2 separate regions of the Homo sapiens genome follow, and region 1 is linked to region 2. A link is a loop called in an ENCODE intact Hi-C map of the cell type or tissue named here. Cell type or tissue: testis. All regions are shown on one strand. Each heading gives the region's core, and the rest is flanking DNA. Links, peaks and the distances in the headings are about the cores only.

Evidence for each region. A loop is a pair of places that touch in the nucleus more often than their neighbours do. Peaks named below come from ENCODE experiments on the same cell type or tissue, not always from the same donor. Only the 100,000 strongest peaks of a DNase experiment are listed, where the experiment ranks them.
Region 1: a loop joins it to region 2, with 5 times the contacts of the local background. A loop is called at or near these places in 1 of 110 quality-filtered maps.

Annotation. Positions count from the first base shown.
Region 1 is chr11:18,858,206-18,873,637 of GRCh38, forward strand. It overlaps the pseudogene MRGPRX7P and the pseudogene LOC645397. Among named protein-coding and RNA genes, the nearest start is that of MRGPRX1, 73 kb to the right of the region's middle. RefSeq lists an enhancer at 7,641-8,191. In testis, for the core only: no CTCF peak of the experiment used is centred there; no DNase peak of the experiment used is centred there.
Region 2 is chr11:18,918,959-18,934,390 of GRCh38, forward strand. MRGPRX1 (MAS related GPR family member X1) reads right to left here. Exons shown (of 2, transcript NM_001393578.1): 2 at 14,541-15,432. The coding sequence ends at 14,858. Among named protein-coding and RNA genes, the nearest start is that of MRGPRX1, 13 kb to the right of the region's middle. RefSeq lists an enhancer at 2,554-3,053. In testis, for the core only: no CTCF peak of the experiment used is centred there; no DNase peak of the experiment used is centred there; H3K27ac peaks cover 446 bases.

The DNA.
Region 1 (15,432 bases), core at 5,620-8,119, 60 kb before region 2:
GATCTCTCTTTGAAGATGATATAATTCTATATCTAGATGACCCTAAAAACTCTGCCAAAAGGCTCCTAGAACTGATAAATGACTTCAGTAAAGTTTCAAGACACATAATCAATTTACAAAAATTAGTAGCATTTCTATACATCAACAATGTTCAAGCTGAGAGCTAAATCAAGAATGCAGTCCCCTTTACAATAGCCATGAAAAATTAAATTAAACCTAGGAATACATCTAATCAAAGATATGAGAGCTATCTATGAGGAGATCTACAAAACACTGCTAAAAGAAATCATAGGTGACACAAACAAGTGGAAAGTACTTTCATTCTCACGGATTGGAAGAATCAATAGTGTTAAAATGACAATACTGCCAAAATAATCTACAAGTTTAACACTATTCTTATCAAACTACCAACATTATTTTTCACAGAAAATAAAAAGAATTTATAAAAAGCTATTCTAAAATTCATAAAGAATCAAAAAAGAGTCCAAATGGCCAAAGAAATCCTAAGCAAAAAGAACAAAGCTGCATGCATTACATTACCTGACTAAAAACTATACTATAAGCCTAGAGTAACCAAAACAGCATGGAACTGGTATAAAAACAGACACACAGACCAATGGAACAGAATATAGAATGCAGAAACAAAGCTGCACACCTATCACCCTCAGATCTTCCACAGTATTGTCAGAAATAAGCAATGGAAAAAGGACTCCTTATTCAATAAATGGTGCTGAGATAGCTGGCTAGCCATACGCAGAGGAATGAAACTGGATCCTTACCTGTTACCACATACAGAAATTAACTCAAGATGGATTAAATATTTAAATGTAAAACCTCAGACTGTAATAATCATAGAAGAAAACCTAAGAAACACATAATTCTGGACATCAGCCTTGGGAAATAATTGATTAGTAAGTTGTCAAAAGCAATTGCAACAAAAACAAAAATGGACAAGTGGAACCTAATTAAACTAAAGAGCTTCTGCACAGCAAAAGAAACTAGCAACAGATTAAACAGCCAACCTACAGAATGGGAGAAAATATTCACAAACTGCACATCTGACAAAGGTTTAATATCCAGAATCTATAAGGAACTTAAGCAATTCAACAAGCAAAAACCAAATAGCTGTGTGAAAAAATGGGCAAAAGACATGAACAGACACTTCTCATAAGAAGACGTACAAGCAGCCAACAAAAGTATAAAACAATGCTCCACATCACTAATCATCGGAATTATAAATCAAACCCACAATGAGATACCATCTCACACCAGTCAGAATGGCTGTTATTAAAAAGTCAAAAAACTGGCAGGGTGCGGTAGCTCACGCCTGTAATCCCAACACTTTGGGAGGTCGAGGTGGGTGGATTATGAGATCAGGAGTTCAAGACCAGCCTGGCCAAGATGATGAAACCCCGTCTCTACTAAAAATACAAAAATTAGCCGGGCATGGTGGCGGGTGCCTGTAATCCTAGCTACTCAGGAAGCTGAGGTAGAGAATCGCTTGAACTTGGGAGGCGGAGATTGCAGTGAGCCGAGATCATGCTGCTGCCCTCCAGCAAAAAACAACAGATGCTGGTGAGGCTGCAGAGAAAAGAGAATGCTTATAAGTCGTTGGAGGATATGTAAATTAGTTCAACCACTGTGGAAAGCAGTTCGGAGATTTCCCAAATAACTTAGAACTACTATTTGATTCAGTAATCTCACTACTGGGTATATATCCAAAAGAAAATAAATCGTTCTACTAAAAGGACACCTGCACTTGTATGTTCATTGCAATTCTATTCACAATAGCAAAGACATGAAATCAATGTGCCTATCCATAGTTAATTGGATAAAGAAAATGTGGCACACATACAGCACAGTAGTAACCCTCCAGGAATTTCAGCAGCAGGGATAGGGCCCAGAGAAGAGCACACATGATCATTGACAGGGATCCTGCATGGCTGCAGTAATACCAGATGGTAGGCCACAGGATGGACAGGCAACACTTGGTGCTAATGGCACTGGGCATATTGGCCTGTGATGCAGGAAAAGATCCTTACAGTGGAAATGAAAATGGAATTGGAATGGAAGGAGATGAAGAATTTTACCAGGGAACCTTTAATATGGCAGCACAGCAAAATAGAGGAGGAAGAGGATGAGGGTGAGATCTGAGTGCCACTGAAAAGAGGTATTTGAGTTATGGGAGAATCTATGAAGGACTACTAAGTGATGTGCTGTGGTGTGTATAATATAAACCTACTCCATTCCTTCTCCCAGGAGATCTTGAGCAGAGTTTTCTTTGCTGATGAAAGCTTTTCTGTGAGAGGAGTCTATAAGGGGAAGTTGAAAAAGTGCAGGGCTTGGAATGCAGAGAGAGGTACTCCTACAGCTTTCCACTAGAGAGAGGATATAACTCCCATCCGGGTGAATAACAGCAGCAGATTGAGATTTTACTGGGTACTGTTTTTTAATCCTTTCAGAGGCCTGTGAGGTAAGAATCAGTGTTGTTCTCATTTTGGAGAGAATGGAATTGGAGTACAAAACAGATGAGTTATTTGTTCCTAGTCTTACATAGTATGGATTTGAACCCAGCAAGACTGCCTCAGGGTCCATGTTTTTGACGAGTGCTTTGGACCCAGCACCACTGTGTATCACTTACACATGAATTGGAGTGGGTAGCAAAGTAATTCCCAGTTAAATCCGAGACGACAGTCAAAATTGTGCATGAAAAAAAAGCATGAGCAAATTCCAGGAACAGAGAAAAGAAGCCAATTAAATAAGGAACAAGAGAGAACTGGGTCGAAGCCAATTAGGAATAGATAGCAGAATCTAAGGGCCCTCTTCTGCCTGAAAGGCAGCCATTGCTCTGGAATCCAGAGAACTCACAGGTGCAGGAGGCCTCCAAGTGTACAGAGGACCCTTCCTCCTGTGGAGGTGGAGAGAGGGATCAAAATGTTATAGAATTATACGCAAAGGTGTATCTCACTCCTAAAAAAATGAGTGCATGTAAATACTGGTGAAATCTGATAAGATTTGTATTGTAGATAACTGTATTGTACCAATATTAATTTCATTGTTTTGATAATACATTTATGTAACATGTCATTACTGCTGTAGGTTGGTTGATGGGTATACAGGAACTCTCCATTTTTTTGTAACTTCTTGTTAGTCTACAATTCATTGAGAATGAAAAGTTAAAAAACAACCAAAAGGTCAGTTCATTGTATGAACTACCTCCATGGATACTGAAGTCACCAAGAATGAGAACATGGGGTATGCCTGAAAGAAGTTTGTAAATTTGGCATATAGGTTAGAAGATAATATGATATCTTATATGAACTTAAAGTATTCTTACAGTGAATAGGAAAAGGAATATTACTGAAATCAAAATAACCAGTTGCCCAGAGAGAGCCAACAGTCTTTGGTTCAATTTTCAGGTGAAATTTCGCTCCAGGGCTCCTCATTATGGACAAAATTGTTAGCTGAAGCTGTGCAATTGATGATACCACAAACTCTCAGGGTGGACTCTCCTAGTAACCCCCATTCTGAACTGATGACATCACATCTAAACCCCATGCCTGGAGCATTGGCTGCAAGCACTGTCTTCCTGCTTCCTCTGACCTGCAAGAACCCTCACATACAGCCAAGTCCTACTATGGTGTTTATAAATCAAGCGTGCACATATAGGATACAGAATCAGCAAAGAGCTCGGCCTGGAAGAGCAATCAATCTGGATTCAGAAGGCCTGAGTTCTATATGCTGAACAGTGTTATAAGAGCCATTGATGCATTTTTTTTTTTGGAAAAATGGAAAACAATAGACTTCTTTACCACTTTCATAGCTACTTTATACTGTCTCCTGAGTACTCAAATTGCATTTGTCAGCTCCCTTCTGTGAGGGTCAATCTGAGGGGCATCCTCACTGCCTGTGAGCAGCACAGAGCCCACTGTGATGTCCCGTCTTCTCTTGGTGGTCTCTTCTGTCTGCTTGAGTTACCTGTGGAAAGAATAACCAATGGCAGAGAAGAGTCCTGAGTTTGTACTGATCCTAAGTTTTCATAATGAAATGGTTTTAATTGTGGTAAAATTTATGTAACATACATTTTACTACGTTAACGATTTTTTAGTGTATAACTCAGTAGCATTAAGTACATTGCCAATGAGATGTAACTGTTACCAAACAAAAATTTTTGTGCTCATTAAATAATGATTTCATATTCTCCCCATCCATCACCATCAGGTTCCTCCTAATCTATTTTTTGTGTTCATCAATTTTCCTAGATTAGATACTGGAAAAATTTGAACTTACAATATTGTTCTTTTGTGTCTGGCACAATGTTCTCAAGGTTCATCTGTATTGCAGCATGTATCAGAATTATGTTGCAATGCTAAGCTATTATCTAGATACTGTAATTGACATTATCATGGAAATGTCAAATACCTTCAATCTTGCTTCTGATAGTGACTGGCCATGAAACTAACTGAAAGTTACAGCCAGAACAACTTGTACAAAAATGGGAAGTATCCAGAATTCCTGTATAATTGAAGGAATCTGTCAGCAAATAATAAATGGTTTTAAGATAATTTCTACATTGAAACCAATACTGAGGTTGCAAATGGCCAAATTAGAACTCATGGGGCATATTTGTAGACTCTACACTCGTCCCTTTGTCCAGGAAAGCTAAATAAGCACTTACTAGTTCTGAAGGGGAAGGAGCTGTGGTTATCTTAACTTGAAACCAAGGCCAACATGTCACTGTGCCATGGACAAATGACAGCACAGGACTTTCCATAAAACCAATTTCCTAGACTGTTTTTATGAATACAGAGAATCTGTCTCTAAGGACATTATTTTCCCCTGTATCTGAGAATTCAATGAAATTCAGAGGCAGCAGAACTCACTTATCCAGAATGAGCTTCCTCCCTGCAGCAATACCCCTAATCATAGAAGGGAACATGGTTTTTAGGTGAACATAGTCCGAGAGAAAGATAAGGAATTTTCCCTTGGATACTGTCCGGTAGGAAATAGTTATAAAAAAAAGGTTTTCCAGTTTTAGACAGGAATTCTTTCCATTCCCATAAAAGTTGAACGTGAAAGTTTTCAGTAAGAAAAATTTAATGGAAGATAACAGGGGAAATTTGTTGGTAATAGGAAGAAGGATCTAAACAGTGTACTTTCAAATTAATGATTTCTCTGAGTAAAACTAGAAATGTGAGATTAAAAATAAAACTATTTGAAGATATTGAGGGAATCACAGGCATTTCTGAGGCAGAAAGATGAGAAAAACACATATAATTGTCAAGGTGGCAGGGCAGTGTTTCTCTCAAAGTGCCGTCTGACTGACAGGGCAGAGGCTCTTCCTCATGGCCCCAATCTGCTTCATGACAGCTCCAGGGTTTCCTCAGAAAGCCGCCATCTGCCTTCTTCCACCTCAGGCGTGTCCTGCAGAGCCCTCTGGAGAACCAGCTAGAGAGTCTTCCTGTTTTGAAGCTGCCTAAAGGAGCCCATGAAGAAGTAAATAATGGGGTTGGCACTGCTGTTAAGAGTGGACAGGAAAATGGAAACTAGACGAACGTGACAAATCCACGTGGATCCAGAAAAATAGGAATCACTGAATGCCAAAGGGCAGGTCACAGAGGAGGAAGACCAGCACTCTGAGCAGGATGGTCATGTACAGCCTGGTCAAGGGCATCTTCCGGGATCCACAAAGGATCCTGACCAGCAGGACCGGGCTGGACCCGCAGAGAACCACACATAAAAAAATCAGCCATGTGACTGTGATGAAATCTGATGTTTCACACCAAACAGAATCAGCACCACTAGACAGGAAGCCACAGAACATCCATTCCAGGATGCTCTGCAGCAGGGACAGGGCCCAGAGCAGGACACACGACTGCTGACAGGTGTGTGGGGTGGTGGCAGCGGTACTAGATGGGCCACAGGATGGACAGGCAGTGCTTGGTGCTGATGGAGCCCAGCATGCTCAGGCCTGTAAAGTAGAGAAAGGTCATCACAGTGGTGAAATAGGTGGAGATGGAAAGGAAGAAGTCATGGTAGAAATTCACAATTTCTAAAATCTGGGAGCAGAGGAAGAAGTCGGCCCCGGCCAGGTTGAGGGTGTAGAGGGAGAAGGTGTTCCTGTGCAGGCGGAATCCCAGGAGCCAGAGGAAATGACTGCATTTCCTGCCAGCTGGACCAGGTCAACGATGAGGAGCAGCAACATGAGGATCATGATCTCCATGCCACAATGTTGAAGATGGGTCTCCTCGGTCCTATTGATTGATGTCAGTTCTGTACCCAAGGCTGGGATGGTTGGATCCATGCACAGAAACCCTAGTCTGGTGCCCCTGGGAACACAAAAAAGATGTGATCAGCAGCTGTGTGATCTCTGATTTCACATACATTCTATTATATGAGAATTATTGTCCCCATTTTACAGAGGAGAGAAACAGGCTTGCAGAGAATAAGCCACCTGTCAAAAGGTGAGGAGTGCTGAACTCCAGTTTCAAATCCAGTTCTTGGTGACTCTAAAGCCTGGGCTCTCTCTATTGCAACACAATTTCTCTACTGACATGGGAATAACATTATGATGAAAACATCCCCACTCAACTGGCCAGGGCTGTGGATCCAAGCATTACTCGGTCCTGGTCAGAAATTTTCTCTCGAGTGTAGGAGTTTGGATAAAGAGGTGGACACCTTCATGATAAAAGTGGTCATCATGGATGAAAATGAAGGTTAGGCATTATTTACATGAGGAAAATGTGACGTCTTGCTAGGACAAGTGTGATGATGACTGGGCCTGGTGAGCTAGGAATGGCTCAGTGTGTGTCCGTCATTACAGAGAGGAGCACTTTTATATCCCCAGTGCCTAGCTCCATGTGGAACACACTGTGTTTTGTGTAAATATTCATTCAGTGAATAAATGCATGAATGAAGAGCCTAATGGTAGTGATAGCTTTGGATTAAAAGGAAAATAAAAATAAAAACACAATTAAAGGTGTTGGAACACCCACATATAATGAGATGTAAAAATTTCATTCATCAGAATTTTATTTGTTCCGTCTGTGTTAAAAGGCATTACTGATATGTGCCCAAATACCTGAAGTTGACTACTGATGTGCCTTTGAAATGAGGACTCAGTGTGGCTTTGCTGAGCCCCTAGAATCTCTTTTGTACACAGTGTTGGGGTAGGGTGTGGTCTGAGCTGAACTGCTCAGCAATATAGAAAAAGAAAGAGTAAGCGTGGGTGAGGTCTGAGTGCCGCTGAAAGAGGTAATTGAAATGTAGCAATATCTTTGGAGGACTCCTAAGTGTTCTGCTGGGTGTACACAGTGCAAAACAACTTGATTCTGTCTCACAGGAGATCTTTGGTAGACTTTCTCTGTTGATGCAAACATTTGTATGAGAGGAGTCCATGAGAGGAAATAGGAGTTCAGCGCTTGGAATGAAAAAAGAGATGTTCATGTAGATTTCAACTGGTGAAACAGGACTAGCTCATATCTGGCTGAAAAACAGCAGCTGATTGAGAGTTTATTAGGGATTGTCTTAATGCTCTCAAGAGCCTAGGAGGTAAGAGTTAGTATTATTCCTATATGGCAGAGAATGCAATTAGAGCACAAAAAGAGTGAGTTATTTGTCCCTGGTCTTACACAGTGCGGATTTGGACCCAGCAGAGCTGCCTCAAGGTCTACCCTTTTCACCAGCCCTTTGGACCCAGCACCACTCTATGTCTATTATACATGATAGAGGGGGAAGGCAGAGGAATGACTCTCAAATTTAACCCAAGTTGGCAGTCAAAAGTTTGGACTGAAAAAAAAAAAGCTAACCTAAACAAACTCCAGATAGAGAATGAGAAGCAAATCAAATAGGGAACCAAATAGAGTTGAGTGAAAACCAATTAGGAACAAATTGAGGAGCTCCTTTCTGCATCACAAAGGCTGCCTTTGTTCTGGAATGCCAAGGATGCACAGGGGCTGGAGGCCTCCAGGTGGAAAGAAGACACACCCTCCTCTGGGAGTACAAAGGAGCATCAGGAGTGGATGCATCCATCCTGAGCTCTCTTAGAGATACAAGCTGCCACAGCCTTCGTTGTCCTGAAAAGGAAATTAACGGAAAACCAGAACCTCTGTTAACCACATTGAGGACACTTAAGATTAAGAGTTTGTCCGCTTATTTTTAGGATATGATATATTTGTCTTCCTTACAAAACCTGAAGCTCCATAAAAACTAAGCTATGCCTGTTCTGGTTCACTGTAGTATTGCCAGCATTTAGCCTGTGTTCCTCAAAGACCATCTATTGTAATATCCTCCTATGACACAAGAAGCTGCTGAGGCTTAAAGAATCAAAGGATCTTCCTGAGATCACACTATGAAGAGCAGATCCAGTATAAGCTCCTGGTCCATGGAGCCCTGCATGAGACTTCTCTACTGTTTTCTGCTTCATCAATCATTATTTTTGAGGACCTCCTGAAAAATCTTGATGTGAGCATAGAATCTGAGATAATCAGGAGCTTTAGAGCCTACTCCATTGCCCCATATCCATTTTCCTTTTCAGTCAAACAACAATTCTGAGCATTTAAAAGCAGCACAAGGACACACATTCCAGTTTTCCTGGATGCTGGATGACATTGTATGACCAGGTTCTGGTCAATGGGAAGTAAGAAGATGTGATGTAAGCAAGTCCTGGCTCATGGGATCAATAGAAGGAGCACAGCCTTCCCTTCCCCTCTTCCTTCTCCATCAGGCTGGAATGCTGAGGTGGTTGGCAGGCAGTAGGACCACAAGAATGAGGGCAACTCTCTAGACATTAGGGAGCAGCAATTTTTGGAGTCCTAATGTCTGATGCCTTGGAGCCTCCAGCTCAGGTCTTAAATACAGTCACTCCTGAGTATCCACAGGGGATTGGTTCTAGAACCCCTGCACACACCAAAATCTGCCCATGCTCAATTTCCTTATAGAAAATGATGTAGTATTTGAATATAACTTATGAACTTTCTCCTTTATACTTTAAATTATTTCTAGATCACTTATAATACCTATTAAAATGTAAGTGCTATGTAAATAATTGTTATATGGTATTGTTTAGGAAATAATGACAAGAAAGAAAAGTCTGTACCTGTTCAGTACCTATAGAGCTACTCCTGTCCTCCTTTTTTTGGAATATATTCTACCTGTGGTTTGTTGAATCTAGGGATTCAGAACCAACTGACATGGAGGGACAACTGTACTTTCTTGTTTAAGATATTCCTACTTCGTGTTTCTTTTAGAGCAGCCAAACTTACATTCTAACAAAAAGGAATATGTTTTCTCTTTTTAAAATTACATTTCACTTCCTAGGCATTTTTGATAAATGCAGGTATTTCTCCATAAAATCGACAATAGAGAAAGAATTTCCAAACATAAAAAAAACTCTGATAGAGATTAAATGAGACATGATTCAATGAGATTTAGAGAGAGAAAACCCCAGGAGGTAGGAGGAAGATATAAAAAGGTGAGTGGGATAGTTTCATTTGCCTTGAGGATTTGCTTCCCAATCTTCTCTACCCTGTTTGACATCCCAAGAGGGTGGCTTCTCTGTACCTCATCAGTGATATTCTTTTCCTTTTGGTTTCTGGTTGAACTGAGACACTGAGAGACACTGGTAGGAGACTGGAAGGCAGGAGGGGAGTGATTTGGAATTTTCACCTCCTGGGCCTCTGCCTTTGTGACTGTGTGTTGGTGATGCAGGGCTTCTCCACCTGCCTGCTCATCCTCTCCCAACCCTACAGCTACAGCTATGGCTATGGCTGTGCTCTCAATGGTAACTGCTCCTTCCCTGTCCCTTTAAGCTTAGGGGAGGAAGTAGTGCTACACCATTGCCATTTAGGGTGCTTCCCTAGGCATTGTCTTTTCCCCTTAACCCTGTCCATCTTTGTACATAGTCCCCTCATGAAACACTCCTCATTTATTTCATTTTGGACCATCTGTTTCTTCCTTAGACCTTTCCAGATAGGCAAAGAAGAATAACTTTGAAAAGTAAGTAAAATAATAAGACCCCTTAACCACAGCTCAGCTGTAGGAAGGAATGCCTGCATATCCCCTTGCTCCTTAAATGAATTTAAAAAGCATCATTATCTCCATGAAAGCAGATTGAATAGTTGGAATAAAGGGGGTGATATGGAGAGATGGATCAGAGGGAGAAAGCTCTGCTGACCCCATTTGAAACTCCCGCAGTCTGGGCTGCCAGCACTCAGTTTCTAGAAGGAAGCTTCATGTCTCCTGCCTTTTCTTGAAGGAAACTTATGAACTTCTGTATGCAGAACCCCAAGGTGGAAACACAGGTTTGTGAACTTATAGCAGAAACAATAACTTGCTGTGGAAAGAAGAGAGTTCTTGGTACATACCCTTACCTTTCCTCCTTCTTCAAGTCCAAAGATAAAGAGCTGCCCCTTGCTAAAGGGGTAGAGCCTTTCTGGGATTCCGTGACTTCAGAGCACTATTCTGTGTTGTGTCATTTAGGAGATGCCTACAAGAGCTGGAATGAGAACTGGCAACCAACCCAGGTTTATGAAGATACAGACAGCATGTGATTTCCTGTATGAGGATTGCAGGCAAATCAGAAGCCAGAGCTGTTTGAGCCACGATCCCTAACTGAGATGTTTCTTGGCCTCTGTCCCATTATTAATACATATCTGCCTCTCTCATCATATCCCATCTCATTCAACTTCCTGTAAGTAATTGCTGTTTTGAACTTTTACAATTTATTATGGGCCTAGGTATCAATGTCAAGCAACGTGAGCTTGTTTTGTGAGGCTTTATAACTAAAAACTAAAGTAGATCATAGGGTCTTTCAGGGCTTGCAATGGCTTGATCCCACTCTGTGTGTGGGTTTGGTTTTCTAAGTCCATGATTATTTTCTGTTCAAAGACAAAGTAGAAAACTCAAGAGTTTAAAGTTCATGTGGAACCAAAAAAGAGCCTGCATTGCCAAGTCAATCCTAAGCCAAAAGAACAAAGCTGGAGGCATCACGCTACCTGACTTTAAAGTATACTACAAGGCTACAGTAACCAAAACAGCATGGTACTACTACCAAAACAGAGATATAGACCAATGGAACAGAGCAGAGCCCTCAGAAATAATGCCACATATCTACAACTGTCTGATCTTTGACAAACATGACAAAAACAAGAAATGGGGAAATGATTCCCTTTTAAATAAATGGTGCTGGGAAAACTGGCTAGCCATATGTAGAAAGCTGAAACTGAATCCCTTCCTTACACCTTACACAAAAATTAATTCAAGATGGATTAAAGACTTAAATGTTAGACCTAAAACCATAAAAACCCTAGAAGAAAACCTAGGCAATACCATTCAGGACATAGGCATGGGCAAGGACTTCATGTCTAAAACACCAAAAGCAATGGCAACAAAAGCCAAAATTGACAAATGGGTTCTAATTAAACTAAAGAGCTTCTGCACAGCAAAAGAGACTACCATCAGAGTGAGCAGGCAACCTACAGAATGGGAGAAAATTTTTGCAATCTACTCATCTGACAAAGGGCTAATATCCAGAATCTACAATGAACTCCAACAAATTTACAAGAAAAAAACAACCCCGTCAAAAAGGAGGTGAAGGATATGAACAGACACTTCTCAAAAGAAGACATTTATGCAGCCAAAAGACACATGAAAAAATGCTCATCATCACTGGCCATCAGAGAAATGCAAATCAAAACCACAATGAGATACCATCTCACACCAGTTAGAATGGCGATCATTAAAAAGTCAGGAAACAACAGGTGCTGGAGAGGATGTGGAGAAATAGGAACACTTTTACACTGTTGGTGGGACTGTAAACTAGTTCAACCATTGTGGAAGTCAGTGTGGCGATTCCTCAGGGATCTAGAACTAGAAATACCATTTGACCCAGCCATCCCATTACTGGGTATATACCCAAAGGATTATAAATCATGCTGCTATAAAGACACATGCACACGTACGTTTATTGTAGCACTATTCACAATAGCAAAGACTTGGAACCAACCCAAATGTCCAACAATAATAGAATGGATTAAGAAAATGTGGCACATGTACACCATGGAATACTATGCAGCCATAAAAAATGATGAGTTCATGTCCTTTGTAGGGACATGGATGAAGCTGGAAACCATCATTCTCAGCAAACGATTGCAAGGACCAAAAACCAAACACAGCATGTTCTCACTCATAGGTGGGAATTGAACAATGAGAACACATGGGCACAGGAAGGGGAACATCACACTCTGGGGACTGTTGTGGGGTGGGGGAAGGGGGGTGGGATAGCGTTCGGAGATATACCTACTGTTAAATGGTGAGTTACTGGGTGCAGCACACCAACGTGGCGCATGTATACATATGTAACTAACCTGCACATTGTGCACATGTACCCTAAAACTTAAAGTATAATTTAAAAAAAAGGAAAAAAAAAAAGAAAACTCAAGAGTGGAAAATGTTACCTTGTAGTTCACACTCTTTTAATCCCTTAGTCCCATAAAATTAACATTCTAAAGTGTAAGCAGTAGAAATAATGTAAACTCTATTGAAACTTAAGTAAATTATTTTTTTTCAGACTTGGTGGAGGTCCTTTTGCTGAACACTATACTCTGTTGTGAATAGGATACACCTTCAATGAGGAAGAAATCCTTGACCTATTTCACCATTTCTCCAACATTGCATAAAGGACATTTTTAAAATTCAGTTTCTTCTCTAACTGCAGCAAAAAGGCAAGGAGGAGTCTGTTTCAGGAACCTGAATCAATTCCTATGAAAGCCTTGTTCACTTAGAACAAGGCTTTAATTTGTTCTGTTTCCATATCAAGGTCTATGTCATGAAAGCAGGGCCAAGTGGCAGTCCTGGCACGATGCTCATTGTTCTAACCAAAGGGCCAATGAACCCAGCACCTATGCTGGCCTTGACATCACTGAGAGGTACAATGAAGTCCCTTGGCACAATTTTTTGGCAGGTTGGTGAGACAGAGAAAGGTGGGTCCTTGCCATGCAGATGGGCAAATTTCTGAAACCCTGTTGAGTGTTAACAATCTATTTTGGTTTGTGCCTCAGGAGAGAGCTGGATATCGTTGGCTCCATAGACAGCCAGGGCCATGGTTCTTATCTTTTCCACAATTGGAAGCTGAACATCATACGGGAAATGGAATCAACTTCTTTTACTTGCAGCTTCTCTCAAAGCCCAAGCCAAGTCCGCAACCGTTTTCTACCAACTGACCAGTGATAGCAAGGGACTGCATCAAAGGCACCAGCCCGTTTTGTGAGCTCACACACCAAGTCAATCTCAGCACCGGTGTGGATCTTGAAGACCTTCAGAGTCACCATAATGGGAACCCCAAAGAGCTGAGCAATCTGAATTTGCTGCTAGAGGTTACGGCAGCCATCTGCCACCAACTGGATGTTCTTTTCTTTATGTTCTTTCTTCAGAGGAACACCAGCAGTTACACTTGGCCCGCCACTGTGCATCTTCAGAGCTTGCACCGTTGCCACCAACACAACCACACTGGGCACCAAGCTGGAAGCTTGACACTTGTTGAAAAATTTCTCCATTTCAATGTCAGCACCAAAGCCAGCTTCAGTCACTACAAATCCTTCTTCACCAACCAGTTTCAGGGCAATTTTGTCAGCCAACACTGAAGAATTGCCATGGGTGATGTTAGCAAAAGGGCCCACGTGCATGAATACAGGTGTCCATTCCAGGGTCTGCATCAGATGGCCACCACCATCCTTCCCAGCCATGTCTTCATGTCTGAGAGGCTGTTCATAAGGGCCAGCACCACCATGATCTCGCTGGCCACCACGATATCAAACAGCGTTTGCCAAGAGGAGCCTTTCTCTGTGTTTGCCTGCCTGATGGTTATTTTTTGTAGAAATCAGTTGTTTGTATTTTTTTAATTAAATTTTTTTATTTCCATAGGTTATTGGGGAACAAGTGGTGTTTGGTTACATGAGTAAGTTCTTTAGTGGTGATCTGTGACAAAACGGGGCAGCCTGTGGCACTGATGATTTGGGGGTGACTGGTGCTTTGACAGTTTTGATGAAAGATGCAATGAAATCAAATCTGTGAGATTTTGGTGCACCCATCACCCGAGCAGTATACTCTGCACCCAATTTGTAGTCTTTTATCCCTCATCCCCTTCCCACCCTTTCTCCCTGAGTCCCCAAAGTCCATTGTGTCATTCTTATGCCTTTGCATCCTCATAGCTTAGTTTCCACATATCAGTGAGAACGTATGATGTTTGGTTTTCCATTCCTGAGTTACTTCACTTTGAATAATAGTCTCCAATCTCATCCAGGTTGCTGAGAATGCCATTAATTCATTCCTTTTTATGGCCGAGTAGTATTCCATCATATATATATTAGTTTCTTTACCCACTTGTTGATTGATGGGCTTTTGGTTGGTTCCACATTTTTGCAATTGTGAATTGTGCTGCTATAAACATGTGTGTGCAAGTATCTTTTTTGTAAAATGACCTCTTTTCCTCTGGGTAGATACCCAGTAGTGGGATTGCCAGATCAAATGGTAGTTCTACTTTTAGTTCTTTAAGGAATCTCCACAGTGTTTTCCATAGTAGTTGTACTTGTTTACATTCCCACCGGCAGTGTAGATCACTGTATCCATGCCAACATCTATTTTTTTTGTAGAAATCGGTCATTTTTATTCAATACTCTCTGCCATGCGATGGTGGAAGGGTCGGCGTCGAGGCAGGCAAATTTACTCATTTCCTCTTCTGTCAGTGTGCTTGGATCTGTCTTATTTATTCCCAGTTTTTTTTTAGTCAAGTAATCAGAGAATTTCTGAAAATTCTGTGACACCATTCATTAAATGAATCAGCTGATTATACAGAGCCTTGTCTGTGCATTTTCATGCAGAATCCTTGGGTCGATGACAGCAGCTGGTGAATTATTGGCAACTGTGATGGCATGGATATCTCCAGTCAAGTGAAGGTTGAACTCTTCCATGGGATGACCAGGGCATATCCACTACCCATGACTCCTTCTTTCCACTCCAAAAGTCGGTCCTTGGGAAGGTTGCCTCATACAGGCAAAAGAGGTGACATGCAGATGCATGGTCAGAGCCTGCACAGCCCAGTCATAACTGTGCTCTTCCCTTCTCCTAGAGGAGTGGGCGTGATCCCAGTGACTAAGATGTATTTTCCATCTGCTTGATCCTTTATCCTTTCTAGCACAGACAAAAACTTTGTCTTTACTTTTGCCATTGATTTTAATTTCATCTGCAAGCAATCCCAACTCATTATGGGTAAATGGATCAGTAGAAAGGTCTGCTTGACTCCATTTGGAACTCCTGCAGTCTGGACTGCCAGCCTCTCCCATCCCATCCCATATGGCCCACCTCCCTGTAATCAATTGTTGTTGTGGACCTTTAAATGTCCACTGTGAGCCTAGGTTCAATGTCAAGCAATGTGAG
Region 2 (15,432 bases), core at 4,708-7,207:
CAAAATTCAAAAAGCTAATAAGAAAATAACCTTAAGTTACGATTCACAACTTCTAGAAAATAAAAATGGCTCCTAAACATATGGAAAGAGGAGAAATGCAACTCTTAATAAAAGACATGCCAATTAAAATTACAGAGTTATATTTTACTTACCAAAATCTAAAAAACCATTAAGTTTTATAGCATACAACATGGGGATGGCGTGGGATCAGGCACCCTCACCCATTTCTGCTGAGGATGCAGTTGCTTAGAACTTACAGTGAAGGCAATTTTCAACTTATGTAAGCATGTATAAAGTATCATTCTTTTTTCTCTGTAATTACTCATCTAGGAATTTATCTTGGAGATGTATTTGTGCATGGCCAAAAGATCTATGTACTAAGTTAATAAATGCAGTGTTATTTACAGTAAAAGACTGGTAACAGCCAAAATGGCCATCAATACTGTATAAATTATGGTCTATCTGTGCAGTAGAATACTCTATAGCTACACAGAAAGAGCAACAAACCTAATATAAAAGGCCCTCCAGAATTTGTTAGATTTTTAAAAAAGAATGCAGACCAATGTATATATTGTATGACGAAGCTATATAGTTGCTTTATCACTAAATATTTGCAAATTAATGCAAAATTATTAATAAGTATAATATGATATGTCTTTGTTAACAAGGCAAGGATGCCTGAGGATCTAAAATGGGAATGACAGTTTGCAGTGCATGTATTTAAAGATTATTTTTGAAAGTTCTGACTTTATTACTATGTCACAAATAAATTATCAAGCAAAAAAATAAATATAATGATCTAGCTAAGAGACAGAGATAGACACATGAGAAGATATGAGGAAGGGTGAGAATATGAAGATAATGAGTACAGAAAACTCTTTGGAAGATATATATACATGTATATTTTTCTAAAGGATTGTAGAGAAATCAGGCTGTGGATGGAGAGGAATGGGGGCTTGGTTGGTATTTTAGGCCAAGAATAGGATAGTGTGTTTCAATTGCAATGGAAGGATCCATGAGAGAAGGAAACATTGAAGATGCAGGAGAGAGAAGTAATAATGCTATAAAATGTTTCTCGGGAGGGAAAAGGGGAAACTGCACAAATTGAAAGGGTGGTTTCAAACAGGAATTTGCAGAGCCCATTTCCTGGCATGAGAGAAAATGCAGAGAGATGCGCTCAGAGGCACATGGGGAGGTAGGTTCCCTCTGGGGAGATTGAGTAATTCTCAGAGGAGCATCACCTGACAGTGATTTAAAAAAAAATGAAGAGTAGGCGGTTTCAGGAGAGAGAAAATGTCGTGAAGATTTTCCTTTGGAGAGTGAGAGGCAATTATGGAAATGTCACGTGAGTGTTCAGGAGATATAAATGGACCTTTCAGGTTCAAGGTTATAAATGTACAGTGAAACCGCTGGGCATGGTTGTGTGTTGTGCTGCAGCCACCCTCAGTTCTATGGGAACAGGCATGGAGTTAGTGGAGAGCTGGATTCAAGCAGGGTAAAAGACGAACTGATACTTCAGCAAGGACATATATGCATGACAAATAAACACATAAAAAGATGCTCAACATCACTAATGTTTAGGACAACAAATAAAAGTCACGAGATACCACTCTACCCTCTCAATATGGCTAAAATATAAAATACTGATAGTTTCAAATATTGGCTGAGATTTGAAGGAATTGGAGGTCTCATACACTGCCAATGAGAAAGTAAAATAGTAGAGCTACTCTGGGAAATCTTCTTGCATTTTCATATAATCCAGCAATCCAGCGTATCCTAGAACCTGGAAAATGTATCCTAGAAACTGGGAAACTGTGTTCACTTAAAAATCTGTACAGGAGGGGGGCCAAGATGGCCAAATAAAAACAGTTCTGGTCTGCAGCTCCCAGCGGGACCAACGCAGAAGACTGGTGATTTCTGCATTTCCAACTCAGGTACCCAGTTCATCTCATTGAGACTGGTTAGGCAGTGTGTACAACCCACGGAGAGCAAGGAGAAGCAGGGTGGGGCATCGCTTCATCTGCGAAGTACAAGGAGCCAGGGGACACCTGTCCCCCAATCAAGGGAAGCTGTGAGGAACCCTGCTACCAGCCCAGTACTACGCTTTTGAAATGGTTTTTGCGATCCGCAGATCAGGAGATTCCCTCGTGTGCCTACACCACCAGGGCTCTGGGTTTCAAGCACAATATTGGGCAGCTGTTTGGGCAGAGACCGACCTAGATGCAGGAGTTTTTTTCATACCCCAGTGGTGCCTGGAACTCCAGTGAGACAGATCCGTTCACTCCCCTGGAAAGGGGGCTGAAGCCAGGGAGACAAGTGGTCCCCTGCCTCAATGGGTCCCACTCCCACAGAGCCCAGCAAGCAAAGAACCACTGGCTTGAAATTCTCACTGCCGGCGCAGCAGTCTGAAGTCGACCTGGGGCGATTGAGCTTTGTGGAGAGAGGGGTATCCGCCATTCCTGAGGCTTTAGTAGGCGGTTTTCCCCTGACAGTGCTAAGAAGGCTGGGAGGTTTGGACTGGGCGGAATTCACCACAGCGCGGCTAAGCAGCTATGGCCAGACTACTTCTCTAGATTCCTCCTCACTGGGCAGGACATCTCTGAAGGACAGACAGCAGGCGCAGTCAGGGGTTTACAGATAAAATTCCTATCTCCCTGGGATGGAGCACGTGGGGGAAGGGGAGGCTGTGGGCGCAACCGCAGCAGATTTAATCTTTCCTGCCTGCTGCCTCTGAAGATAGCAGCTGATCCTGACAAGGGGGGTTCTCCCAGCACAGTGCACCAGCTCTGCTAAGGGACAGATTGCCTCCTCAAGTGGGTCCCTGACCCCCGTGCCTCCCAACTGGGAGAGACCTCCTAACAGGGGTGGACAGACACCTCATACAGGAGAGCTCTAGTTGGCATCAGGCCAGTGCCCCTCTGGAATGAAGCTTCCAGAGAAAGGATCAGGCAGCCATCTTTTGCTGTTCTGCAGCCTCCACTGGTGATACCCAGGTGAACAGGGTCTGGATTGGACCTCCAGCAAACTGCAGCCGACCTGCAGAAGAGAGGCCTGACTGTTAGAAGACCAACTAGCAAACAGAAAGCAATAACATCAACATCAACTAAAAAGACCCCCACACAAAAACCCCACCCAAAGGTTATCGGCCTAAAAGATCAAATGTAGATAAATCCAGAAATATGAAGAATAAGCAGTGCAAAAATATTGAAAATTCCAAAAACCAGAATGCCTTTTCTCCTCCAAATGTTAGAAGCTCCTCTCCAGCAAAGACACAAAACTGCATGGAGAATGAGACTGATGAATTGACAGAAGTAGGCTTCAAAAGATGGGTAATAACAAACTCCTCTGAGCTAAAGGAGCATATTCTAACCCAATGCAAGAAAGCTAAGAACCTTGATAAAAGGTTACAGGAACTGCTAACTAGAATAACCAGTACAGAGAGGAACATAAGTGACCTGATGGAGCTGAAAAACACAGCACAAGGACTTTGTGAAGTATACACAAGTATCAATAGCTGAATCAATCAAGCAGAAGAAAGAATATCAGAGGTTGGAGATCAACTTACTGAAATAAGGCATGAAGACTAGATTAGAGAAAAAAGAATGAAAAGGAATGAACAAAACTTCCAAGAAATATGGGACTATGTGAAAAGACCAAACCTACAATTGATTGGTGCAACTGAAAGTGATGGGGAGAATGGAACCAAGTTCGAAAATACACTTCAGGATATTATCCAGGAGAACTTCACCATCCTAGCAGGACAGGCCAACATTCAAATTTAGGAAATAGAGAGAACACCACTAAGATACCCCTCAAGAAGAGCAACCCTAAGACACAGAATTGTCAGATTCTTCAAAGTTAAGTTGAAGTAAAAAATATTAAGAGCAGCCAGAGAGAAACGTTAGGCTATCTAAAAAGAGAAGCTCATCAGAATAACAGTAGATCTCTCTATAGAAACCCTACAAGTCAGAAGAGAATGGGGGCCAATATTCAACAGTCAAAAAAAAAAAAGTATTTTCAACCCAGAGTTTCATATCCAGCCAAACTAAGCTCAACAAACAAAGGAGAAATAAAATCCTTTCCTGACAGGCAAATGCTGAGGGATTTTGTCACCCCCAGGCCTGCCTTACAAGAGCTCCTAAAGGAAGCACTAAATATGGAAACAAAAAACCAGTACCAGCCTCTACAAAAACACACCAAAATATAAAGACCAATGACACTATGAAGAAACTGAGTCAACTAATGTGCAAAATAACCAGCTAGCATCATAAGGACAGGATCAAATTCACACATAACAATATTAACCTTAAATGTAAATGGGCTAAATGCCCCCAATTAAAAGACAAGGATGGGCAAATTAGGTAAAGGGTCCAGACCCGTAGGTGTGCTGTATTCAGGAGACCCACCTCACGTGCAAAGGCACTTGGGCTCAAAATAAAGGGATGGAGCAATATTTACCAAGCAAATGGAAAGCAAAGAAAAAACAAAACAAAAACAAAACAAAAAAAACCAGTGGTTGCAATCCTACTCTCTAATAAAACAGGCTATAAACCAACACAGAAAAAAAAGCAAAGGAGGGCATTACATAGTGGTAAAGGGATCAATGCAACAAGAAGAGCTAACTATCCTAAATATATTTGCACCCAATACAGGAGCACACATATTCATAAAACAAGTTGTTACAGACCTACAAATAGACTTAGACTCCAGCATAATAATAGCAGGAGACTTTTACACCCCACTGTCAGATAGATCAACAAGACAGAAAATTAACAAGGATATTCAGGACTTGAACTGAGCTCTGGACCAAGTGAACCTAATAGACATCAAAAGAACTCTCCACTCCAAATTAGAGAATACACATTCTTCTCAGTGCCACGTAGCACTTCTTCTAAAATTGACCACATAATTGGAAGTAAAACACTTCTCAGCAAATGCAAAATATTGGAAATTATAAGAAACAATCTCTCTGACCACAGTGCATTCAAATGAGAACTCAGGATTAAGAAACTCACTCAAAACCACACAACTACATGGAAGTTGAACAAGCTACTCCTGAATGACTACTGGGTAAATAAAAAAATGAAGGCACAAATAAAGAAGTTCTTTGAAACTAATGAGAACAAAGAGACAACATACCAGTATCTGGGACACAGCTAATAAAGAAGTTCTTTGAAACTGATAAGAACAAAGAGACAATGTACCAGAATCTCTGGGACACAGCTAAAGCACTGTTAAGAGGGAAATTAATAGCACCAAATGTCCACATCAGAACGCTGAAAAGGCTTGAAATCAACACCCTAACATCACAATTAAAAAAACTACAGAAGCAAAAGCAAGCAAATTCAAAAGCTAATGGAAGACAAGAAATAACTAAGATCAGAGCAGAACTGAAGGAGATAGAGACACCAAAAACCCTTCCAAAAAATCAGTGAATCTAGGAGCTAGCCATAGCCATACTGTTTTTTTGAAAACATTAACAAGATAGATAGACCACTAGCTAGACTAGTAAAGAAAAAAAGAGAGAAGAATCAAATAGACACAATAAAATGATAGAGGGGATATCACCACTGATCCCACAGAAATACAAACTACCATCACAGAATACTATAAACACCTCAAAGCAAATAAACTAGAAAATCTAGAAGAAATGGAAAAATTCTTGGACACATACACCCTCCCAAGACTAAACCAGGAAGAAGTTGAATGCCTGAATAGACCAATAACAAGTTTGGAAATTGAGGCAGTAATTAATAGCATACCAATGAACAAAAGCCCAAGACCCGATAGATTGACAGACAAATTCTACCAGAGGTACAAAAGGAGCTGGTACTCTTCCTTCTGAAACTATTCCAAACAATAGAAAATGAGGGACTCCTCCCTAATTCATTTTATAAGGCCAGCCTCATCCTGATACCAAAACCTGGCAGAGACACAACAACAACAAAAAAAATTGCAGGCCAATATCCTTGAGGAACATCAGTGCAAAAATCCTCAATAAAGTAATGGCAAACCGAATCCAGCAGCACGTCAAAAAACTTATCCATCATGACCAAGTCGGCTTCATCCCTGTGATGCAAGACTGGTTCAACATACACAAATCAACAAGTGTACTCCATCACATAAACAGAACCGATAACAAACACCACGTGATTATCTCGATAGATGCAGAAAAGGCCTTTGATAAAATTCAACATCCCTTCATGTTAAAAACTCTCAATCAACTAGGTATTGATGGAATATACTCAAATTAATAAGAAGTATTTATGACAAACACATAGCCAATATGATACTGAATGGGCAAAAACTGGAAGCACTTCCTTTAAAAACCGGAAACAAGACAAAAATACCCTGTCTCACCGCTCATATTCAACATAGCATTGGAAGTTCTGGCCAGGGAAATCAGGCAAGAAAAACAAATGAAGGGTATTCAAATAGGAAGAGAGGAAGTCAAATTGTCTCTGTTTGCAGATGACATGATTCTATATTTAGAAAACCCCATCGTCTCAGCCCCAAACTCCTTAAGCTGGTAAGCAACTTCAGCAGTCTCAGGATACAAAATCAATTTGTAAAAATCACAAGCATTTCTATACACCAATAATAGACAAGCAGAGAGCCAAGTCATGAGTAAACTCCCACTCACAATTGCTACAAAGAGAATAAAAGGCCTAGGAATACAATGTACAAGGGTTGTGAAAGACCTCTTCAAGGAGAACCACAAACCACTGCTCAAGGAAGTAAGAGAGGACACAAACAAATGGAAAAAAATTCCATTCTCATGGGTATGAAGAATCAGTATCGTGAAAATGGCCATACTACCCAAAGTAATTTATAGTTTCAGTGCTATTCCCATCAAGCTACCCTTGACTTTCTACACAGAATTAGAAAAAACTACTTTAAATTTTAAAACCAAAAAAGAGCCCGTATAGCCAAGACAATCCTAAGCAAAAGGAACAAAGCTGGAGGCATCATGCTACCTGACTTCAAACTATATCACAAGGCTACAGTAACCAAAACAGGATGGTACTGTTACCAAAACAGATATATATAGACCAGTGGAACAGAACAGAGACCTCAGAAATAACACCACACATCTACAACCATCTGATCTTCGACAAACCTGACAAAAATAAGCAATGGTGAAAGGATTCCCTATTTAATAAGTGGTGCTGGGATAACTGGCTAGCTATATGCAGAAAACAGAAACTGGACCCCTTCCTTACACCATATACAAAAATTAACTGAAGATGGATTAAACACTTAAATGTAAAGGCCAAAACCATAAAAACCCTAGAAGAAAATCTAGGCAATACCATTCAGGACATAGGCATGGGCAATGACTTCATGATGAAAATGCCAAGAGCAATTGCAACAAAAGCCAAAATTGACAAATGGGATCTAATTAAACTAAAGAGCTTCTGCACAGCAAAAGAAACTATCATCGGAGTGAACAGGCAACCTAAAGAATGGTAGAAAATTTTTGCAATCTCATCATTTGACAAAGGTCTAATATCCAGAATTTACAAGGAAGTTAGAAGCACTTAAAAGAGGAAAACAATCAACCCCATCAAAAAGTGGGCGAAGGATATGAACAGACACTTCTCAAAAGAAGACATTTATGCAGCCAACAAATGTATGAAAACAAGCTCATCATCACTGGTCATTAGAGAAATGCAAATCAAAACCACAGTGGGACACCATCTCGTGTCAGTCAGAATGGTAATTTAAATTAGGAAACAAGAGATACTGCTGAGGCTGTGGAGAAATAGGAACGCTTTCACACTGTTGGTAGGTGTGTAAATTAGTTCAACCATTGTGGAAGACAGTGAGGAGATTTCTCAAGGATGTAGAACCAGAGATACCATTTGACCCAGCAATCCGATTACTGGGTATACATCCAAAGGATTATAAATCATTCTAATATAAAGACACTTGCATACGTATGTTTATTGCAGCACTATTTACAATAGTGGGTTAGGTTGGAACCAACCCAAATGCCCATCAATGATAGACTGGATGAAGAAAATGTAGTACATATACACTATGGAATACTATGCAGTCATAAAAAAGAATGAGTTCGTGTCCTTAGCAGGGACATGGATGAAGCTGGAGGCCATAATTCTCAGCAAACTAACACAAGAATAGAAAACCAAACAACATATGTTCTCAATCATAATTGGGAGTAGAAAAATGAGAACCGTTGAACACAGGGAGGGGAACATTACACACAGGGGCCTGTCAGGAGGTGGGCAGGAAGGGGAGGGAGAGCATTATGACAAATACCTAATGCACGTGGGGCTAAAAACCTAGATGATGGGTTGATAGTTGCAGCAAACCACCATGGCAGATGTATACCTATGTTAGAAACCTGCAGATTATACACATGTATCCCAGAACTTAAAGTAAAATAAAAAAGTCTGTACACATACGTGTATAGCTGCTTTATTTATAAATGCCACGTTAGAAAAAACAGCAATGTCTTTCCACTTGTGAATAGTGAAACAAAGCATAGTACATCCATACAATGGAACACTACTCAGTAGTATAAAAAAAAGTCAGCAATAAGCTATGGATACCTGCAAAAAGTTGGGTGGATCCTGAGGACATTATGCTGAATGAAAAAAGCCAAAGTCAAAAGATTAGATACTATATGATTCCATTTATATAACACTTTTGAAATGATGAAATTATAGAGATGAAGAATAGATCAATCACTAGAGGAATTTGGGAAGAAACATACTGTGGGTATGACAGTAGGAGGAGCCCAAGGGAAATCTTTGTGGTGAAGAAACACTTCTGTATGTAATGCGATTGTGGTTATGAATCTACACCTGTGACAAAATGTTATGGAATGAAACATAGAGGAATATCTCACTCCAAAAATGAGTGCATGCAAACAGTGGTAAAATTTGGTAAGATGGTACCATAGATATTTGGTGAAATTTGATAAGTTTTGTAGTGTAGATAATTAGATGGTATCAATGTCAATTTCCTGGTTTTGATAATACATTTATTTAACATGTAAATATTGCTGTAGATTGGGTGATGGGCATACAGGAACTCTTTGTACTGTTTTCATAACTTCTTCATAGTCTACAATTAATTTACAACGAAAACTTAAAAAACAAAGACCTGTTCGTTCTATGGACTTACCTCCATGGATATTGAAGTCACCAAGAATGAAGACATGGGGTTTGCTGGAAGGAAGTTTGTAAACCAGGCACATAGGCTAGAAGATAACATAGTAAGCACTAACAGACACCTTCCACAAAATTAAGCACATATTAAATTTTTATCATATTTGTTTCCAATAACTCTTAAAATGAATACATACACTTTTACAGACACAACTTAAGTCTGAATCATGCATCTCTACTCTCAGCAATAATTGTACATGTCTTTGATAAGAAGGCAAGTGTGCCTGCACACCTGGAGTGGGAATAACAATTTTCTTCAGAATGTCTGCGGTTAATATGTATTATTCTCTCACATGTGTACCAGGATGTTAAAACAGGAGTATTAAACTCAATGTCAAGTCACTACAGATATTACGTTACAAAGAGGTGCTAGGTGACACATAATTTTAATAGAAATTTTTGGGCATCCATATCAAAGCTATGCAGAGTTTGGGTCTGAATTTTTATGTGACAGTTACAATGTTGGATTTCCAGAGAAGGGGCTGCATTCCATTGCTTTTCTCTTCTCCCTTAAACCCCAGACTTTTTCTTGTTTTTTTTTAATCGATGCCTTCTGACCCTGGAGGGCTAGACATATCACCGTGAGGAGGGTAAGGAGAGCAGGGCATTGCCTTTGTGATTTGTCCTGTTGGGCTGCCCTGCCTGGCCCTCTCTGGACTTTACATTAATATAGAGCTCACCCCTGTGAATATCACAAAACGAACACCAACCCCTATCACTTCAAGGCCACAAAAGTTAATGCTCATTATTCCGAGTACTCCAGTCTTGTGATTCTATTTAAGATGGATCTTGCCACCATGACCAAATACATGGGGTGACACAAGGAATAAAACACATGTATGAATTATTCACCATTCCCCAAAAAACTCTATGCTTTTATTAACGGTGCCACTGTAAATTATCTCTCGTCCAATTTCCATCTGTCCAGATTCTATTTATCTCTCCTTGCCCAATACAAAAATTTAGGTGACTGGCAAAATTTACTAGGGTATAATTACAATAGTAATGCTGGGTTAATTGTAGTCATCGGTTAAAATTCTACCTATTACACGAAGTCTTCCATGATCCACTCACTTCTACATACACGCTCAGGAATGAGGTCTGCTCTGTCTCTGCCCTCCTTCCTTGTGTTTGCATCCTGCAAGGTTTCAGAACAATTGGACCAATATGATGGGCATGAGCATTGAGATTTCTTTTTTTATACTCTACTGTAACTGCTAGATAACAGCAAACAAATGCCATCTGTATCTATAGTGAGCATTGGTACATTGACAAAAATGGTGCCCAGCTGATACCACACCGTCATACAGAACAAGCATCAGAGCAGTCTCTTTGGATTCTAGGTCGCTTCCACATGGGTGAGAAGAACATATGCTTACTGTGATTATAGTCACTGTGTAGAGACGTAAATTTCTCAGGTGGTCTGGATCACAACACTATTTATCTTCAGTCCATGGTTATGGTAAAGTCACACTTTACCCACATATTCTGAAAAGAGATACCTGAGCACAAATGCACAAATGGCACAGTTTCAGACAGGGGCAATCCCATAACCTCACTATCTGCTTGGCTTGCCTGGAATGAGCATGTGATCCATGTTGGCCATGCAGTCAGCTTGAGAATCCCAAATCCCTTAAACTAGGGGAGTGTTCTTCCCATTCTAGCACTTGTACATCCTACTTCCCTACATATCCTGGGATTTCCAGATGCTGAATTGGGTTTGCCTGGAGGCAAGGGCTTCTTCTGCTGGAACACAGGTAATGGTAGTAGGTAGTTCTGCAATGCCTGTTGCCTAAGCAACTGCAAGGCCTCTTGAAAATCTTTTCAGGAATTGTACATTGGTATGATGTTAGATTATAGACCGAGGGCTGTTGTAAGATTCAGCCTATTCGTTTTGTGATGTCATTAATTACAAAACTGTTGCAGAGATTGTTGTCTTGCATGAGCAGTCACCTGGTGAATATTCTCTAATTTATTAAAATCGTGTTGTCCTGCTTCAGCTGGGTGCTTGGGTGTGACATTCATCTTCAGGATGGCAGCAAGATAACTTGGGATTTATAGATACCCTCTCTTCTGAGCACCCTTGAGCCACAAACACAATGCTGGGATAGCATGTGTCACATTGGGAGGCAGTCTTTCCTGCACTAGTGTCCTTCACAGGCTGTGCGCTCTGGGAATGTGGGTATGTTTACTTTGACTCCCAAGTGTCTGGCATGCAAGCCAGAGAGTAGAAGATGCTCAGTATGTATTTAAACAATAAATAGTGGAATAAGTGGAGATATTGCTATGAAAAGCCCAGTCATAATATATTCAGGAATGGAAGTGGATAGGTTAATTGGAAATGTCTGTTAATCAGTATTTATAAAAAATGATACATTTGTAACATGAATATTTCATTTTTACCTGTAATTTGTTCAGTATAATAGAAATAGACTAAAGAACATTTCTTTGTGTAGGTTTCAGCAAATAGAATTCTACTCTGTCTTGCTGAAAGCATAGCTATCAATCATTCTCTGTGATTTGCAGTTTGGATTAGTTTAAGAGTAGAATTTAGCATCAGATGCATAGCATTCTGTCTAAAAATGTTGTTCAATATTTTTCATTTTTGTTTAATCTTGTAGAGTTGGAAGACTCACAGCTACTAAACTAACAATTTTGGAACCTGCTTTTATTTTCCATTTAAGCATTCACATTAGCTTTATGGAAACTGCAATTCTTCTTTCATACTCTTGTTTCATTAACTTGTGCTGTATTTTGATAAATTAGGAAATTATATTGACAAGCCTAATTGGCAAAAGCAGGACGAGAAACAGATCCAATTGGTTCTTCTGAGGCTGATGACTCAGTGTCCTTGAGCCCAGGTGTACTACTAGACCATCAGTGAATTGCCATGAAGGCTCAGCATTTGCTCGGAATCAATCAATATATTTTCTTCATGAAGGTGAAAGGTTTGGTTATAGACATAGAATATATTAGTGAGAGGCTTATTTGAAAGGCGTTTGCTTTTATGTAGAATTATCACAGTGCCTGATGAATTAGGTTTGAATGTTTGTTGAATTCATGCCTAAAAAATAGTCATGAATGGCAGCTCCCAAAAGGTGCCGTGAGAGATTTTCATATCATTTCTTACTTTCTGGAGAACACTCCTGAATGTCCTGCATGCTCTTCCTTGACATGTACCTGAGAGGAAATGATATCATTGACCTTGGAAAGAAGGCAGCTCATGAGCAGACTCCCACATCCCCTCCATTCTTCTTCCCAGAGGCAGTGAGCAGACCTGCGATAAAAGGCAACAGCTGTTCTCAGAATGACCAACTGCAGAGGACACTCTGTTAAGTGGGAGGTGCTTATAGGAGTTCCAGTGAGACTTGGTGACTGAGCTAGCCTTTGCAAGATGCTGGACAACCCTGTGACTCCCAGGTGTGAGCTGCTTGAGAAAAATAGTTCTGAGCTTCTTCTAAATTCCACACCTAGTCTGTTGCACTAGAAATTCAAAGACATGTTCTCTGCTCTTAAAGAACTGAGGGTGTGGTAGAAGAGAAAGAGGTGAGGACAAATAATTCAATGCACTGTTATAAGTGCTGTAGTAGAGCAATGTGTGAGGTCAGGTGAGTTCAGAATGGGCTTCAGCGATATAATCTAAGCCTTCTCGAAGTTGAAGTTTTCTTCCGTCAAAAGAAAAGAAATGTCACTGACATCAAGATAAGCAGTTTCCCAGGTGAGGACAAACTTTATTTGATTCAATTGCCAGGTGAAAATTTTCTACAGAATTCCTCATGATAGACATCATCTTTAGCCAAAACTGTACAATTGATATCACAGACTCCCAGAGTGGACTCTCCCAATAACCCTCAGCCTGAACTGAAGACATCACATCAAAGCTCCTTGCCTGGAGCATTGGCTGCAAACACTGGCTTCCTGCTTCCTCCGACCTGTAGGAAACCCTCGCCAACAGCCATGTCCTACTACAGCATTTGGAAATTGAGGGTGGACAGATGGGATTCAGCATCAGCAGAGGGCTGGGCCTGGAAGAGCAATGGATCTGGAGGACTGAGGGGACCTGAGTTCAACATTGTGAACAGTGTTATAAGTGCCACCAATAAATTTGGTTGGACAAATTGAAAACTATATACCTCTTTATTGGTTTCACAGCTACTTTGTACAGTCTCCTGCGTACTCAAATTGCAGTTGTCAGCTCCCCTCAGTGAGGGTTAATTGCTGTGATGTCACATTTTCTCTTGATAATCTCTTCTGCCTGCTTGAGTTATCTGTGGAAATTATAACCACTGGTGGGGAATAGTCCTGAATTTTGTACTGATCCCATTTCTATAATTAACTGTTTTTAATTGTGGTAAAATTTACATAACATACATTTTACATCTTTAACCATTTTAAGTGTACAATCAGTGTCAGTAAGTACATTCACAATAAGTTGTAACTGTTACTACTGTCCCTTTTAAGAATTTTTCATTATTCCACACAGAAATTCTGTGCTCATTTAATAATGGCTACATATTCTCCCCATCATCTAGCACCAGGATCCTCCTAATTTAATTTCTGTGTTCACGAATTTCCTAGTTTGGATACCTGGTAGAATTTGAACTTACTGTTCTTTGGTATCTGGCTTATTTTCCTTAGCAGAATGTTTCCAGGTTCATCTATGTCAAGCATGTATCAGAATTCTATACCAACTGTAAGTTATTATCAAGATACCATAATTGACATTAGCATGGAAAAGTCAGATGTTATCAGTCTTGCCTCTCATGTTAATGGCCATTTAACTAACTGAAAGTTACAGCCAGAACAATTTGTACAAAACCTGGAAGTATGAAGAATTCTTCTACAACTGAAAGAGTCTGTAAGCAAATAATAAATGGTTTTCAAGATAATTTCCACTTTGAAACCAATATTGAGGTTTCCAATGGCCAAAATAGAACTGGGGCACATTTATGGGCTCCTCACTGGTCCATTAGTCCAGGAAGAGCTAAATAAGCACTTAAAAGTTCTCAAGGGGAAGGGGCCACAGTTGTCTTTACTAGAAACCAAGGCCAACATATCACCATGCTGTGAACAAATGACAGGGGAAGACTTTTTATAAAACCAATAGGTGAGAGTGTTTTTATGAAGAGAGAGTCTGTCTCTAAGGACATTATTTTGCTCTGTATCTGAGAATTCAATGGAATGTAGAGATAGCAGAACTCACTTATTAAGAATCGAGCTTCTAACTGCAGTAATGCCTCCAGTCATAGAAGGGAACATGATTTTCAGGGGAACATAGTCTGAGAGATTAATAAGGAATCTTCCTTTTTGATGCTATCAGGTAGGAAAGAAGTATAAAGAGTGTTTTAGGGTTTTGTACAGGAACTCCTTTTATTACAAAGAAAATTGCAGAAAAAGTGTTCTGTAGGAAAGATTCAGTGTGAGATAACAGGGAAAATGTGTTGGTAATATCAAGGAGAATCTAAACATTGTACTGTCAGACTAATGCTTTCCATGGGTGAAAACCGCAACTGTCAGGTTAGATAAACATCTATTTGAAGACCTTGAGGAACCACTGAGACATTTCTGAGGCAGAAGGCTAAGAAAAACGCATATAATTGTCAAGGGTGGCAGGGCAGTGTTGCTCTCAAAGTCCTGTCTGACAGGGCAGAGGCTCTTCCTCACTGCTCCAATCTGCTTCCCGACAGCTCCAGGATTTCCTCAGGAAGCTGCCCTCCACCTTCATCCACCTCAGACGCGTCCTGCAGAGCCCTCTGGAGAACCAGCTTCAGGTTCTGCCTATTTTGACGCTGCCTAAAGGAGCCCACGAAGAAGTAAATGATGGGGTTGGCACTGCTGTTAAGAGCGGACAGGAAAATAGAAACTAGATGAACATGACAAAATAAGACTTCCCTGTCCACGTGGATCCATAAAAATAGGAAAAACTGAATGCCAAAGGGCAGGCCACAGAGGAGGAAGACCAGTACTGTGAGCAGGATGGTCACGTACAGCCTGGTCAGCGGTATCTTCCGGGATCCACAGAGAATCCTGATCAGCAGGACCAGGCTGGACCCACAGAGAACCACACATAAAAAAATCAGCCACGCGACTGTGATGAAATCTGATGTTTGACACCAAGCAGAATCAGCACCACTGAACAGGAAGCCACATAACATCCACTCCAGGATGCTCCGCAGCAGGGACAGGGCCCAGAGCAGGACACACACCACCGCTGACAGGTGTGTGGGGCGGTGGC